Linked DNA regions of Mus musculus: all the other regions are linked to region 1. The links are chromatin loops, found by intact Hi-C in ENCODE. Cell type or tissue: left cerebral cortex. All regions are shown on one strand.

Evidence for each region. Hi-C counts contacts between places; a loop is a spot of excess contacts. Peaks named below come from ENCODE experiments on the same cell type or tissue, not always from the same donor. Only the 100,000 strongest peaks of a DNase experiment are listed, where the experiment ranks them.
Region 2: a loop joins it to region 1, with 2.7 times the contacts of the local background. A loop is called at or near these places in 4 of 42 quality-filtered maps.
Region 3: a loop joins it to region 1, with 2.1 times the contacts of the local background. A loop is called at or near these places in 4 of 42 quality-filtered maps.

What each region holds. Positions count from the first base shown.
Region 1 is chr10:5,921,292-5,926,291 of GRCm38, forward strand. Rgs17 (regulator of G-protein signaling 17) reads right to left here and starts at 1,109. Exons shown (of 5, transcript NM_019958.4): 1 at 937-1,109. In left cerebral cortex, a CTCF peak has its summit at 1,980; DNase peaks (open chromatin) are centred at 49, 1,178, 2,013 and 3,174; H3K4me3 peaks cover 1,701 bases; H3K27ac peaks cover 1,510 bases.
Region 2 is chr10:5,851,077-5,856,076 of GRCm38, forward strand. The region is part of intron 2 of Rgs17 (regulator of G-protein signaling 17); the gene reads right to left. Among named protein-coding and RNA genes, the nearest start is that of Mtrf1l, 30 kb to the left of the region's middle. In left cerebral cortex, no CTCF peak of the experiment used is centred here; a DNase peak (open chromatin) is centred at 2,456.
Region 3 is chr10:5,864,182-5,869,181 of GRCm38, forward strand. All of the region lies in intron 1 of Rgs17 (regulator of G-protein signaling 17), which reads right to left. Among named protein-coding and RNA genes, the nearest start is that of Mtrf1l, 43 kb to the left of the region's middle. In left cerebral cortex, a CTCF peak has its summit at 1,984 (motif pointing right); DNase peaks (open chromatin) are centred at 2,024 and 4,073; H3K27ac peaks cover 444 bases.

The sequences.
Region 1 (5,000 bases):
GGCAGGCTAGCGAGGAGACAGCTAGAAGCTGTGATCCGTCCATAATCAGGAGAGCCAGATCTCACAGCAAGGGAGTCTGTAATGCACCCAAGCGGGGCAGCGCCTGGGGGCTGGTAGGCGTTCCTGGTCCTCACCCCCTTGGTTGCTGTAAAACAGACCAGGTGCAGAGTACACAAGAACTCGCTTTCTCTGGACTAAAGGGGGTGGGGGAGAAACAAAAGAGACTCTCACCTCTGCACCACACACACACACACACACACACACACACACACACACACACACACACACACACGTACGCGCGCGCGCGCACACACACAGCAGCTGCTCAAGGTATTTGTAAAGACATCACCTGCACCTGAATCTTTATTTTCCCTAAAGGCACCAAAAAATAAAGGGAGAAATGAGACCATCGAGGCAGTCCGCGGCTGAGACCATCTCGATTTATTTTCACCATCGATTCTCTACTAACCAAACAGCTATGAAAAGCCTGGGGACCCCGAACCCCTGAGCGCTCCCCCACCCGCCACCGCAGCACCCTCTCACCTCCTCCAGGTCCCCGAAGGTGCTGAGATTTCTCCCCGCAGAAGCAGGGACACCCGAAGCCGTGACCCGCAGGAGAGCGGTTCAGTCCCTCCACAGAGCCCGGGGACGCGAGTGGACCGGGCCCTGAAGCGGACCACGCGGGATTCAACTTCACGGAGCCGCGGGGCGGTGCTGCCCGCCGAGACCCGCGCGCCCCACTGCTTTATCAGCCAGGGCACAGGCAGCGGGCGCCCCCTCCGCCCTCTCTATCCTACCTCCCCCTCGCCGTGGGGGTGGGGGAGCAAAAGAAGAGAAAAAAAAAATCAAGCCCACCCATCAGTGCAAAGCAGACATTTTCATGTTATTATTTTTATTTTTTTTTATCCTCTCCGGGATTCAGAGGTCGCGTCTTACCGGGTAGACTTAGATGTGGGCGAGAGCTCCGGGGTCCGGGTCCGAGGGTGCTCGAGAGTGGGCTGCTCCGTCCTCTAGCGGAGCAGGCTCCGTGCCATCCGCCCAACTTCAGCACCCGGCGACGGAGAGAGGGAGAGAGGCCAGGATAGAGCAGAGAGGGAGGAGGCTGGGGTGGGCGGGGAGGGAGCGGAGCAGCTTGCAGCGCATGCGTCCGGGAGACAGGCGCAGCCCCTCGCCCCGCGCAGCCGGAGGTGAGGCGTCCTCCCCTCCCGCGGGCGCTCGGATGCGTGAGTCACTGTCGCGTCCCTTCCCGGCGTGCCCGCCCGGCGACAGAGCTCACAGTGTCAGTGTCTCTGTGCCCAGGCGGCTCTGGCGACAGCAGTGGGGGAGGTTCTGCGTTGAGGGTCGGGGTCAGGGGTGCTTCTTGGAGAGAACACACTTTGTGGGAAGGAACCTCCTCCCCCACCCCCCAGTTCACTTTTACCCAAAGCCCATGTATGTTCACCTAGTCCCTGGGACCATGCTTGCAAGCCTCTCAGGCACTCAGGCTCCCTTAGCCTCGGGCTTGCTTCAACCCTCTTGCCTGGGGGATTCAAGAGAAGGTAAAGTTAAGTAAGTTCTAGACTCTGCGTTATTGATGGCTTACCCAGAAATACCCAGGAATCCCTCCAGGCGCTCTCTGGTCTTAGATATGTGTACCCTCTGGGCCACTGGAGCTGGGGTTTTCAGCGAGAGAAACCTAAGGCAGAGCAGGGGTCAAGAACTCTTAGCCTGCCCTTGGTCTTGCAAACTTTATATGCCCCAGTACTACAGGGGAACGCCAGGGCCAAGAAGTGGGAGTGAGTGGGTAGGGGAGCAGGGCGGGGGTCGGGGGGGAGGGTATAGGGACCTTTCGGGATAGCATTTGAAATGTTAATAAAGGAAATATCTAATTAAAAAAAAAAGAAGAACTCTTAGCCCGGTTTGGAAACCTGGGGCCTAAAGCGTCCTTATTGGACCACTTGGCAGTCACAGGAATTGTCAATCTTTCTGCTCACCAGCAGAGCGCAGCTTGGTGGTGAAGGAGCCTAGATGCTTATTGCATGCCAAGTACTAGATTGTGCCTCCTGTGGTTAGGCTGAAGTGTTTCTGAGGGGGAGCGAGGAAAGCAGATATCTTTCTCTTTAGATTTCACATCTGTGGAGATGAGAGAGTTCCCGCGGGAACGACTAGGCTCTTCCCTGACAGCTAATTAGAACTGATTGTTTGTAGATGTCATGACACTCCCCTGCCAGGGGTCCTCCAGTGTGCAAATACTGTTGGCATTCCAGCCCACCTGAGAAAGCCCCACAACTTTCAATTAATATAACTCAGGGTCTTTTTTATTCAGCTACATCTACTGCTTTGGATACTAATACCCTGAAAGTGCACTTTCTTGGAGCCTGTCTACAAACTATTGGTCTGTAATGAGAAATAAATACAGAAGCAGAGTGTGAAATTTGGAAAAATTTCTAGCGATTTACCAGCACCATGGCACCTGGGTGCTTTGCTCAGTTATCCTTGGCAGCTATATTTAAGGGTAATTCATTTTTGTTGTTGGAGATTATGAAAGTTTATCTTAGTCCATTATGGCTGCTCTAACAAATACCACAGAGTGGGTGACTTACAGGCAACAGAAACTAACTTGTCACAATACTGGAGAGTGGAAGGTCTAAGGTCAGATTAAGTCAGATTGGATATTTTATGAGGGGTGGAGTTTATTTTATGACGTATGGACATGCTTTCTCCTCACATGCTGGAACACAAGACAGCCTCTGGGGTGACACTTATGAAGACCACTACACCCACGTATGAGGCTTCATCCACTTGATCTAACCACTTTTAAAGCCAGCACCTCTCACTACAATTACTTTGGGAGTTACACAGGGATTGAAAAAGACAGATGTTCTATAATGTTAGTCTCTGCAACTATCGCCCACGAATATCGGCATCTTTATTCTTAATCTCTAATGAGCTTTTGCTGACCCAAGTTAAGTGAAGAATTATAGCTATTAATGATTCTTGAGTAGCCATCTTCACTTCAACAGCTATCCTTGTCCATTTTTATTGAGCAATTACTTCCTGCTTGACACTGGCCTAAATTCTTCTCATGTGTTTCCTATTTTCTCCTCACGACAACCTCACAAGGTAGCTACTATTATTACCTCCTCATTTACCAGGCGTCTCAGAAGCTCAGCAGCGGAAATCCACCCCCTCCAAACCTGTTCTTCTTTGGACTGTTCAACCCAGTTATCCAATCCAAAAATGGAGAAGTCATCCTTACTTTGCCTTCTTGTTTCATCCTCATCCAGTTAATTAGCAAGTCATATTTCCTCTACCTTAAAAATATATGTCCAATTGGAACACTGTGCTCCCTCTCAGCGCATGTAGCCTCCGTCCTGCCCATGATCATCTCTCACCTGGACAACTCAAAGCCTCCTGTTTGGATATCTTGTTTTTTTCCCCCCAGTCACTCCAAATAGCAGCTTAACGATCTTCTAGAAGCATACACATCATGCCTGCCTAAAATCCTCCCGTAGTTTTCCTTGCATTTGAAATACAGCCCAGGATTCATCCCCTAGCTTAGAAGGTTCTGATCAATATCCTTCAGGGTGTATTTGTTGTTATCTTGCTTGCATGGACCATAGCTCTGAGTGTTCTCGCTGTGCAGAGCTGTCAGTATATGGTGCCAATCGCTCTTCCTTCCTAGGAATCTCGTGCATGTGGTTCCTTACATATCAGGTTATTTAGCATCTGCTCCTACTACAGGCCTGATACAACCATCTTATACACTGTCCTAATGAGGCAAGCAGTTCTTTTCTATTTAGAAGAATCCCCTTGTCTTGTTTTACTTTATTAAGGAAATACTTTTTTCAGTATTGAAATAAGTTGTTCCCATCCTATACTAGGATGAAATCTTCCAAAACTTTACTTTCACTGTCTCATCTATAGGGTCCAAAAGAAGATTAACGTGGTGAATATCTATTGATGAATAAATGAATGATTGAATAGATCACAAATATAGAAAAAATGTTTTTTGTGTTTACTAACAGTTCTTCTCAGATTTTAATTGCTTCTCACCAGAGTCTGTTGTTTCTTGATGTAGATAAGTAGAGTACACTGTTTCCTCTGCCCAGCCTGTGAAAGATGGTTTTACATTTCACATGATGCCAAGACAGTTGCAGATATTTGCTAATACTAAGATATATTCAGAGACTGAAAGAATCACAGGCTGAAACACTCAGATCAGCACACAGGTTTCATGGAGGTAGCCACTAAGGCTTGCAGAATGGCACACACAGGCAGGCTGGCGAAGGCGTGGGCTCAGGTTGTAATACCTCTGGCCCCAAGATTTATGTAGAATGTACCTAAAAGTGGTACTCCAAAAATAGTTATAGAGCAGATTATATCACTGGTTACTTGGAGTTAGCTGGATATTTAGTTTCAGCCATTTTGTGCTGACTTTACAACTCCTTTCTTGTCTGACGTCAGCCTTGTTTTAGCTGACTTATTGCAGATATCCATATTAACACGATGTGGTCTAATCATAAATTGCTCTTAAGACCTTTTGTTCCCAACAGAGACATCTGGAGTAGCTTCAGAAAAATACTCAGCTGATAGACTCTTCAACTTTACATTCTATTTGGTTCTGTTTGGTTCACTACACTGTCCCTTGAGCCAGATCTTTGCTCCCCCACAGTGACAAAGCATCTTTTCTGTGTGTTTACCTCATTAAGAAATTTTGGAAACTTTCTATTAGTATGGTCAGATTCTTGAAAGACTACCAAATCACAGAAGCTAATAGTGAAGGGTATGTTATCTGGAGACTCGAAAATATTCCTACATGAGTTGCTAGTGTGTGGAGCAACCTTCTCCCTTATCAGATCTCCCTTCGGGCCGGAAGGAAGTCAAGATAGGGGAAAACTATGCTTTGATTTTCTTGCAGGGTTTTTGGTATCTATTAGGCTTTTTCATGGTAGAGGAAGTTTGTAAAGCGGGTCTTTGAGTGCCCATGTGTGAGAAAATTAGCACATTAAAGATATACA
Region 2 (5,000 bases), 70 kb before region 1:
AAACCCATGGGGCTACCATTGTACTTCCACCTATAGAATGAATAATTGGAAAGTCTCCATATTTTGTGTAATATATATGGTTTTATTAAAAAAAGACAACCCAATAATGGTAGGTGTTTGGTTTCTACTTAGCAACAGATACTGCCATCTGTCCATGACATGGATGGCCATATATCCCATAGAGATATAAATAGAAATATGTATATGCTAATTAATATTGATTATGAATTTGACACCATCTAAGAATCACCTAGGAGACAATGCTCTGTGAATGTCTGTTAGGGAGCATACAGTTTAGGTCAAACTCGGGTCATGCTTGTGAGAGCGCCTCTTAATTAGGTTGAGTCACATGGGAAGATCCATCCTAAAGGCAGGCAGTACCAGTCCCTGAGATTAGATCCTCAGTGGATAAAAGGAGAAATCCAGCAGAATGCCGGCATGATTCTCTCTATTCTCTCTTTGTCTCCCGACTGCACATGCAGTCATCTCTCTCCCTCCCATCTGATAGATTGTTATTGCATATTTACACATCTGCTGTATGTTTCTATATAGTTGGTCTCAGGCTTGGTGGCAGGTGCCTTTACCCACTAAGCCATCTCACCAGCCTATTGGACCAGGACTCTGGGCATCTGTACTCGTAGGTGACATTTCAGACTTTCCTCCTTTCCATGTCATATCTCTTCTTTCCCCCCTGTCCTCAATAACCCTCCTCATGTTACTCTCCCTGGTACCCTGCACTGCCTCTCTAAGGAGCCTTACACAGGCTGCTTCTCCTACACATGCCACAGGGCAAGGCAGTGGAGGGAGACAGCATCTTTCTTCCAAAGCCAATGATGAGGTGCCCTCTGACGCCCCCCTGGGTCCTTTCCTAGTCATGGCACTGCCCACTGTACAGCCTTTCTCTCTTCTTGTCTACAACTCCTCTCACACCACATAAATCACTGTTTCAGTCATTCAAGTACCAGAGCATTTTGTTTGTTCTGCACTGAACTAGCTAATATATGTAGGGAGGTGCCTTAGCTCCCAAGATGGCTTCCCCGTTAGCCCAGCTGATACAAATTAATCATTCTGTTCTTTTGCATTATTGCTTCTCCCTTTATTCTATTAAATATGCCATGCGCAATACTTTTATCTGCTATTTTATTTTGTCCCTTTCCTACTTTCCATTGGAAATCTAAATTGTGCAATGTGAAACTTAGAAAAAATATTCATTCATAAGAGTCATGTTGAGAGCCGTGCCGCTAGCAATTGCCATTATAAGATGGCGCTGGCTTCCACTGCACCTAACTAGTAAACAAGCCTTACGCGCAAGTGCAGGAGTGAACTCACGCCTAGTCACTGCCCATCTCATGGCGTAGTAATGGGGTGATGGGCGAGCAACGAATCAGGAGCTGTCACGCCACATCAGGTGCTGAAACGTCACACTGCGGGCTATATAAGCAGCGCCATTTTCCTGGTTCGGGGTCTTCCCTCCTGATAAGTAAGCAATAAAAGCTTTGCCGCAGAAGATTCCGGTTGTCCTGAGTGTGTTCTTGCCGGCGGGGACAAAAGCTCGGGATAGAGTCACTTATTTTTTTATCATGTGTGTATAGGATTGTTTTGTCTACACATTTGTAACTACACAAATTTATGTGCCTGGTGCTCACAGAAATCAGAAGAGGGTACCGGATCCCTGGGACTGGAGTTATGGATGGTGGTAAGCTGCCAAGAGAGTTCTGGGTACTGAAAATGATTCCTTTGCTAGAGCAGTAAGCACTCTCAACATCTGAGCCATCTCTTCAGCCACAGAAGAAATATCTACTTTTTTTTTTTGTAAATTAAATTTCAAGAATGGCAGATGAAATATACTTGTGATAGACATAGGTCAATTTAATTTTTATTCTGACAGTGTCATAGTAGACCAGGAGCCTGTCAGTCTGTTTTACATGTGATGAGAAGCAGCCATAGTACTGAAGTCTTTAAAGGGCTAAGCCTGGTAATTAAAACAAATACCAATGTTTGGATGGTCTAATGACTTTTCTTCTCTGCCACCGTGGTGGAGCAGGGACAACTGGGTGAACAAGTGCTGAGAAGACAAAGCATGCCAAAAGATAAAAGCCATAATAAATGAATGCTGCAAAGGAGTTCTGGAGTCCTAATGCCCAGTCTTTGGTGCCTGTATATGGACTAGGAGACCATCAATTGGTAACCAGCCTCTTGACTACGTAAAGTTCACAAAGCTGCTAAGAGCTACTCAGAAAATTCCCCCACATCCTTGTGGGATGGAGTTCCAAGCCTCGACCTCTATGTAAGCTATGTTCATGGTGATCCTGTTGTGGGCGCTTTAGAAATTCTGTGCAGAGCAAATCAGTGTTTACGAGTGGCTCACTCCATGCAAGATGAGTCAGCTCTCTGTGGGCCGTTGGGTACACAGGAGACACTTGGCTTATTTAGTTGCCTCTGATGAGGTGATTCAGCTTGCACATTGTGAGTATGCATATTCCAGGGAGTGGTCTCTTCACCATGGCACAGACTTGGATATTTTGTTTTCTTTTTCAAAAAATATCCTTTGGCTTTGAAAGCATGCATCTTAGTGTTTGCATTGGCAGGGAGCTCAAGCGTGGCAGCATTGGAGGATAAAATAGGACATTCTTTTTGCACTGCTTTGAATTACAGAGGCTACAGTGCTTGTTAAAAAATGAGGAGGGACAACCAAAAGCATGCTTATGAAGGTCCCAACATTTACTTAGCGAGATCTATCCCACGGTCTGGGAATTCTGGGAACTGACGTGTCTAGATGGAAGACAATTTTGGTTTCAAAGGACCAGTTAATTTACTAAATTTATTCTGTGACCAATTGTCCCTACAAAGAATCTAGTGTCACTGGCCAAATCCAGTGAGCAATACCCCAAGTAGCATTCAAGATTGTGAGTTAGTCTAGGAAAGCTGTATTTATCAGTAGCTCACATATGGAACCGGAATGCCACATTTGTGAGTGCCATGTTATGGGGATTAGTCAGTGCACTGGATATTAAGAGGCCTGCCATCTAAACCCACCTTTATAGCAAGTATGTTTTCAGAACTATGAGATTAAAATATATATCCATCATCATCATCATCACTACCACCATCATTTTATTTTTTAGTGGAGGTAGCTTTGTTTCAAACAAAACGTTTTTTTTTTTTTTTTTCTTTGCTTTTGTTATGTTTTGCTATTTGGATTTTTAAAGACAGGGTTTCTCTGGGTAGCCCTGGCTGTCCTAAAATTTACTCTGTAGACCAGGCTGGCCTCGAACTCAAATATCTACCTGCTTCTGCCAGAGTGCTGGCATTAAAGACATGTGCTACCACCCCTGGTTCAAATGAAAGTTTCTAAGTATGTTAGTTACTGTTCCTGTTGCTACGCCAAATACACGACGGAAGGAATGTAAAGAGGAGAGGTTTACTTTGACCCTCAGTCTCAGAGGACTTTTATTCATCATAGCAGGGAAGGCATGCAAGCCAAAACAGCCTCTGTACAGACGGGGACCGTCTGGCCGGTGTTCCCTCTAGTACAAGCAGGAAGCAGAGAGATAGGTAGACTAGAATCAGCTGCGAAATAGCTTTCAAAGGTCTACACCAGCCAGCCCTAATGTCTGCCAGCTAAGCCTTACTTTTTAAGGGTAATGCAGCATCCGAAATAGGGCCATTAGCCAGTGATGAAATATATGAGTCTTTAGGGAATATTTTATCTGCAAATCACACTAAGTCTAACACTATAATACCCAGAGGAAGGGCAACTCAGTGGAAAATGAAAACTGAAAATGGGAGGTCAGGAGGGCTTTGGTCAGGAGTCCCTCATTCGTGTATTCCTTAGAGCCCTGACCTGACTGTTTCTTATGTCAATTTGATACAAGCTAGAGTCATCTTGAAAGAGGGAACCTTGATTGAGAAAAATCTCCTCATCAGATTGGCCTGTCAGCAAGCCTGTAGTACATTTTTTTTCTTTTTGATTGGTGATCAACATGGGAAGGTCCAGCTCACTGTGGGAGGTGTCACTGCTGGGCTGGCAGTCCTGGGTTCTATAAGAAAGCAGGCTGAGTAAGCCATGAGGAGCAAGTCAGTAAGCAGCACCCCTCTGTGCTCTGTGACTTCAGCTCCTGCCTCCGTGTTCCTCCCTTACTTGAGTTCCTGCCCTGACTTCTCTCAGTGATGAACTGTTGCCCAGAACTATAAGACTAAGTACAGTTTCCTCTCCAAGTTGCTTTTGAACACAGTGCTTTATCGTAGCAATAGAAATCTTTGGTAAGACACTGATCATCACTCGTTGATGAATAGGGAGCATGTGAACGTCAGGTAGATCGTGGCTCTTGAGTTCTAATTTTGTTTTTTTTTTAGATATTTTCTTTATTTACATTTCAAATGTTATCCCCTTTCCTAGTTTCCCCTCTGAAAATCCCCTATCCTCTCCACCCTCCACCCGCTTCCCAACCCACCCAATCCCATTCCTGGTCCTGGCATTCCCCTATAATGGAGCATAGAGACTTCACAGGACCAAGGGCCTTTCCTCCCATTGATGACTGACTAGGCCATCCTCTGCTACATATCTAGGTAGAGCCACAAGTTCCACCATGTGTTTTCTTTGATTGGTGGTATAGTTCCAAGGAGCTCTGGGGATACTGGTTAGTTCATATTGATGTATAGGGGGCTTCAGCACCCTTCAGCTCCCTGGGTACTTTCTCTGTTTCCTTCATTGGGAACCGTGTGCTCCCTCCAGTGGATGATTGTGAGCACCCACTTCTGTATTTGCTATGAACTGGCAGAGCCTCACAGGAGACAGATATATTAGGTTCCTGTAAGCAGGCTCTTGTTGGCATCTGCCTAGTATCTGGGTTTGGTGGTGGTCTATGGGATGGATCCCTGGGTGGGGCAGTCTCTGGATGGTCATTCTTTCCATCTCAGCTCCAAGCTTTGTCTCTATAACGCCTTCCATGGGTATTTTGTTCCACATTCTAATGAAGTATCCACACTTTGGTCTTCCT
Region 3 (5,000 bases), 57 kb before region 1:
CTGGGGTAATGCGATGGAATAAGTTAAGACACAACAGGCCTATCGGTCGCATCCAGCATTAGAGTGAACCGAGCTTATCATCCTCAAGTCCATAAATGGAACTCCTTGTCTCTACTGTGATGGTACTAAAAGGTAAGGCTTTTGGACGTAACTGAGTGAAGGCAGATGGAATCCGTGGGAGTGAATTTCCTGTCTTCACATAGTGGACCCCAGGTCACTTTGCTGCCTTCTCCCATATGAGACTACTGGTAGAAATCATTAGTTCATCAGAACCTGGCCATGTTGGACCCATCACTCAGATTCCCAGCTAATGAAACCACCATAAACACACCTCCCTGGTTTACAACCCCGCCCCCCATGGACATTTGTTATAGCAGCCCACGGTGAAGAAGACAAACACCGACCTACGACTCTTGGATGTACTGATTATCCTTGCTTACTCTCCCGGGCACAGACTCATATGATCTTTCTATCTCATGTGTCCCTTCCAGGACACCATTGGTGTTCCTGAACCAGCTTAACAAATATTTATGCCTGCCTCCTATATGCTGCACATTGGTAAAACAAGGAAAGGGCCATGAGGTGTTTTACACCCAACATTATTATACCCAATATCGATTTCCTAGGCTCCGCTGCAAGTGTCTAGGAAGCGGTGAGAATGACGAAAAGGGAAGCCTATGCCTGCCGATTCATGTGGTGCTTCTTACAGGAAAATTCCAAAAGATTGAGGCGATGCTTCATCAAAGACAGCGCAAGAGCCAGTCGTGTCGAACTTGTTTATTTCCAAGATACTAGGGCTAATCACCAATTTGCAAGGCATAATGAAGATAGCAAACTTTAAAAAGTACTATAGCTAAAAATATATATAAGTGCTTGATGGGAAACTATAGTTGTCTACAAAAACACAGGGCCTGCACATGGAACTCGTTATTTTCTCAGATAATGGCATCAAAAGTTTTTTAAATGTTCATTGTTATAAAATTATTTTATAAGCCGGGTGTGGTGGCGCACGCCTTTAATCCCAGCACTCGGGAGGCAGAGGCAGGCGGATTTCTGAGTTCGAGGCCAGCCTGGTCTACAAAGTGAGTTCCAGAACAGCCAGGGCTACACAGAGAAACCCTGTCTCGAAAAACCAAAAAAAAAAAATAAAATAAATAAAATAAAATAAAATAATTTTATAAGCTCAGTGTGTGCATGATAAAAATATTAGTTATGCCACTCTCAGAATTTAATAAAGGATTCAAAAGGCATTAAAAATAAACAAATCTCTGCTACATTTGTGCTGGGGTCTAGGTCCAGCCTGTGTATGTTCTTTGGTTGGTGGTTTAGTCTTCAGGTTCAGGTTAGTTGCCTCTGTCTGTCTTCTTGTACATTGCCTATTCCTTCTGGGTCCCTCAACCCTTTCCCCAACTCTTCCACAAGACTCCCTGAGCTCTGTATAATGTTTGACTGTGGGTCTTTGTATCTGATTCAGTCACTTTTTTTGTGGAGCCTCTTAAAAGACAATAGATATGTAGGTTGGTCATCATGCAGGTCTCTCAACAACTGGAGATGGGCCGTTCCTGACCCTATTGCTGTATGTGGATCCTGTTCCCCTAACTGGGCTGCCATGTCTGGCCTCAGTGGAAGAGGGTGTGTTTAGTCCTGCAATGACTTGATGTGCCAGGGTGTATTGGTTTCCTGGGGTAACCTCCCCTTCTCAGAGGAGAGGGGGAAGGAGGTGTGTATATGGGGGGACTGGGAGAAGAAGGGCAGCTTTGATTAGGATGTTAAGTGAATAAATAAGTTAATCAGTGGGAAAAACAACGAACAAAACAAAAACAAACAAAAAACCCAAAGACAATTCATAAGTCAGGCACTTCTGGAAGAACAGAGGGGTGCTTATCTTACTTATTAACATAAGACTATGATATTATAAAATGTATTTATTTTATGTATATGGATGTTTGCCTGTACCACAATGCATTCCTGATGCCTGCAGAGGGCAGAAGAGAGCATTAAAGCCCCCAGAGCTGGAGCTGCAGATGGTAGTGAGCCACCAGGTGGGTCCTCTTAACTATTGAGCAATCTCTCCAGCGCCTGTAATTAGGATAATTTTGGTAGTGCAGCAACAGAATAGATAAGTGGATTGAGAAACTGAGTCAAGCCCTCTTGAAATCATGGCTAACAGCAGGATGTTCCCGTGTCCTTCAGGGCACACACCTGAAAATTCAACACCAGTGTTGAAGGGAAAGGGGTGGGGTTTATCAGCACATACAGAAGGAAAATCGGCACGATGCAGACCTTTATCTTCTCGTCCTCATTAATCTCAGTTTTTAATCAAAACAAATTTTAATGTCATAAATAAAACATAGAAGAATTACGTTAATGAAGCATAATTCTCAGATACTTTTGAACATGTGGAAGCTGATTCTTTTCATCCTTCTATCCTTGAGTCTTGGGGTGGGGTAAGAAAATAGAGGAAGCTGCTCTAGAAGAATCATGTAGCTGCTTCAAGCTCGGAATTCACATCAAGCTCTCTTAGAACCTCCCAGGAGCTGGAGCAGAGCACAGCAGAGCTAGCAAAGTGTCCAGTTTGCAGCCTTAAATGTTTCCCTCCCATCAGTCACATTCAGAAGTGCATCATTTATAATAAGATGCTGGGAAGGCTGCAATGCAATTGATACCGATGGTCCCAGCTTCACAATTCCATCTTCCAAGATTACACAAATGCGTTAATAACGAAAACCCAGAAATTACATACAATGACCAGAGAGGGTTGATCCTGTTATATAATATGTGTGACTTTCAAGGGAGGCTAATGGAAGTCTGATCTCATTTCCAGCTGTGAATAATTTTACCCTTTCATTTCTCCTCCTTTTCAGGTTCCCTTTGGATCAGGTGCAGTGATCAAAACCATTTTATAGACTGAAGACAGAGCCATATAAGACAAGATAAAATTTTAAAAGGATAAATTTAAAAGATGATGATTTTAGGTCTCAAAGTAGCTGTTTAAAGCTAGGATGGGAAACACAGCTTCACGGCAGCACGTGAAAACAAGTAGGTATTTGCAGGACTATATTAACCCTGTGTGTTGTTCTGAATAAAATAGTTAACAGGACTGACACTACGTTACCACTGTTCCCCCAAACCTTCCCAATAAAGGATGAGTGTGAACTTCAGTATGGGTCTTAGAGAACTGGGTGTGTCTCTCTGAATGTGACTGTGTATGTGAGTGTGAGAGGCACACACAAGGGAAACACTTGGATTATATCTAAAAACTTATATAAAACTGGATATTTTGATTTATATAACATATAACTATGAGAACAATGAGTTTTGCGTTTCCTTATTTTGGGAGAAAGAGAAAGCACTTACACCTTTAATAGTTATGAGGTTGTAATAAGGAGGTGATCCATTTTGGAAATTTAGGAAGACTTGGAGAAGAACTGATTCTGTACATCAAAGTTAGTTCTTGGGCAAGGAAGATGGTCCAGCAGGTTAGAGGACTTGCTACAGAAGCATAAACACTTGAATTCATATCCTCAGAACTCATGGTAAAAACTGGGTCTGGGCAAGAATTGCCCATGAACCCAGAGCTGTCAGGGAGGCAACGCTAGAAGCACAAGGCCCTCTGGGTATGGCGGGATGCAAGACTAGATCTAGCCAGGTTCAATGGCACGCTGAAGTGTGGTGTGTGAACAAGCTCTCTGTTCATATTGCTTCTGTCTAAGTCTTGTGTCTATCGTTTACAGGAAGACCTTTGGGTAGTTACTTAGCGCTCGTTTGTGGCAGTTTCCTCACTGGCAGATAGAAATTAACAATAGAGTACATCAACATACCAGCATCACTCTGGGGGTTAAAAGAGTTGGACCAAATCCTGCACTCACAGTAAGTACTTGGCAAGTATCAGCTCTGTCAAGGGAATACAGAAGCGAGCTGTTCTCCTCATGTGCCAGCAAGCTGGATGCCGGTGCTTCCAGACTACAAATGGCAAAGATTTTCATTACTATCTTTTTTTTCTGAAGATCATTTCAGTTCCTCTGTGATGGGCTTTTATGTGCACTGGTTAGGATTTTCCTGTCTCAAGGGATCTACACAAAAGCTTACTCAGTGAAGAAATAAGACTAAAGAGTTGGCTCTTTTCCTTGCACTTCCACGCTGTAATTTTTATTGCATGTAAATGAACCGAGTCCCGAGTGACTCATCATCATACCCACAAGCAGCTCGTTATCCAACAATGCACATCATGATCATTGTGGTCATCTTGTCATGTATAGGGGAGGCGTTCTGCTCAATTCCTTACTGACTCAGTGTCCGGCCTCCAAAAGGTACTTGCTAAACAAGCCAAAGCTGCGAGCGAGCCTCTCTGGCTACACAGCGGACAAGGGAAGCAATTCACCACATGACGGTATTTACTTTTAGTTGTGATAGACCCCTCCTCCTTGGAGAAAAGCAAATCCTCAATGCAAATTTTCTCCTCAGTCCTCTGCTTCAGCTAGGTCAGCATGTCTTTCTAACTGAGCAAGGAAGATGCTAGATACAACTTCCTATTTCATGACATATATACACATAATATATTATATATGTTATATATATCTTTATATAATCATCTATAGTATAACCATATATAATCATATATTATATATAACATATACATATATGTATACAATATATTTTGTGTGTATAATTTATAATATAACTATATAATATAATATGCAGTATAATATCATATATTATATATATATATATATAAAATATATAATAGTTGTACCCAAATGAGAGGGTACATATTTTAGTGTTGTTTTTAATATATATGTATATATACATATATATATACACATATTTTTAATTCTATTCATTTATTGTGTGTATCTGTGTACACTCATGCCACAGTGCACATGTAGAGAGAGGTCAGACAACAGCTTGAGGTTGGTTCTCTCCTTCCAGCATGTGTCTCTAGGAATTGAATTCAAGTTGTCAGGTTTGGCAGCAAGTGCCTTTACCTGTTGAGCTAAATT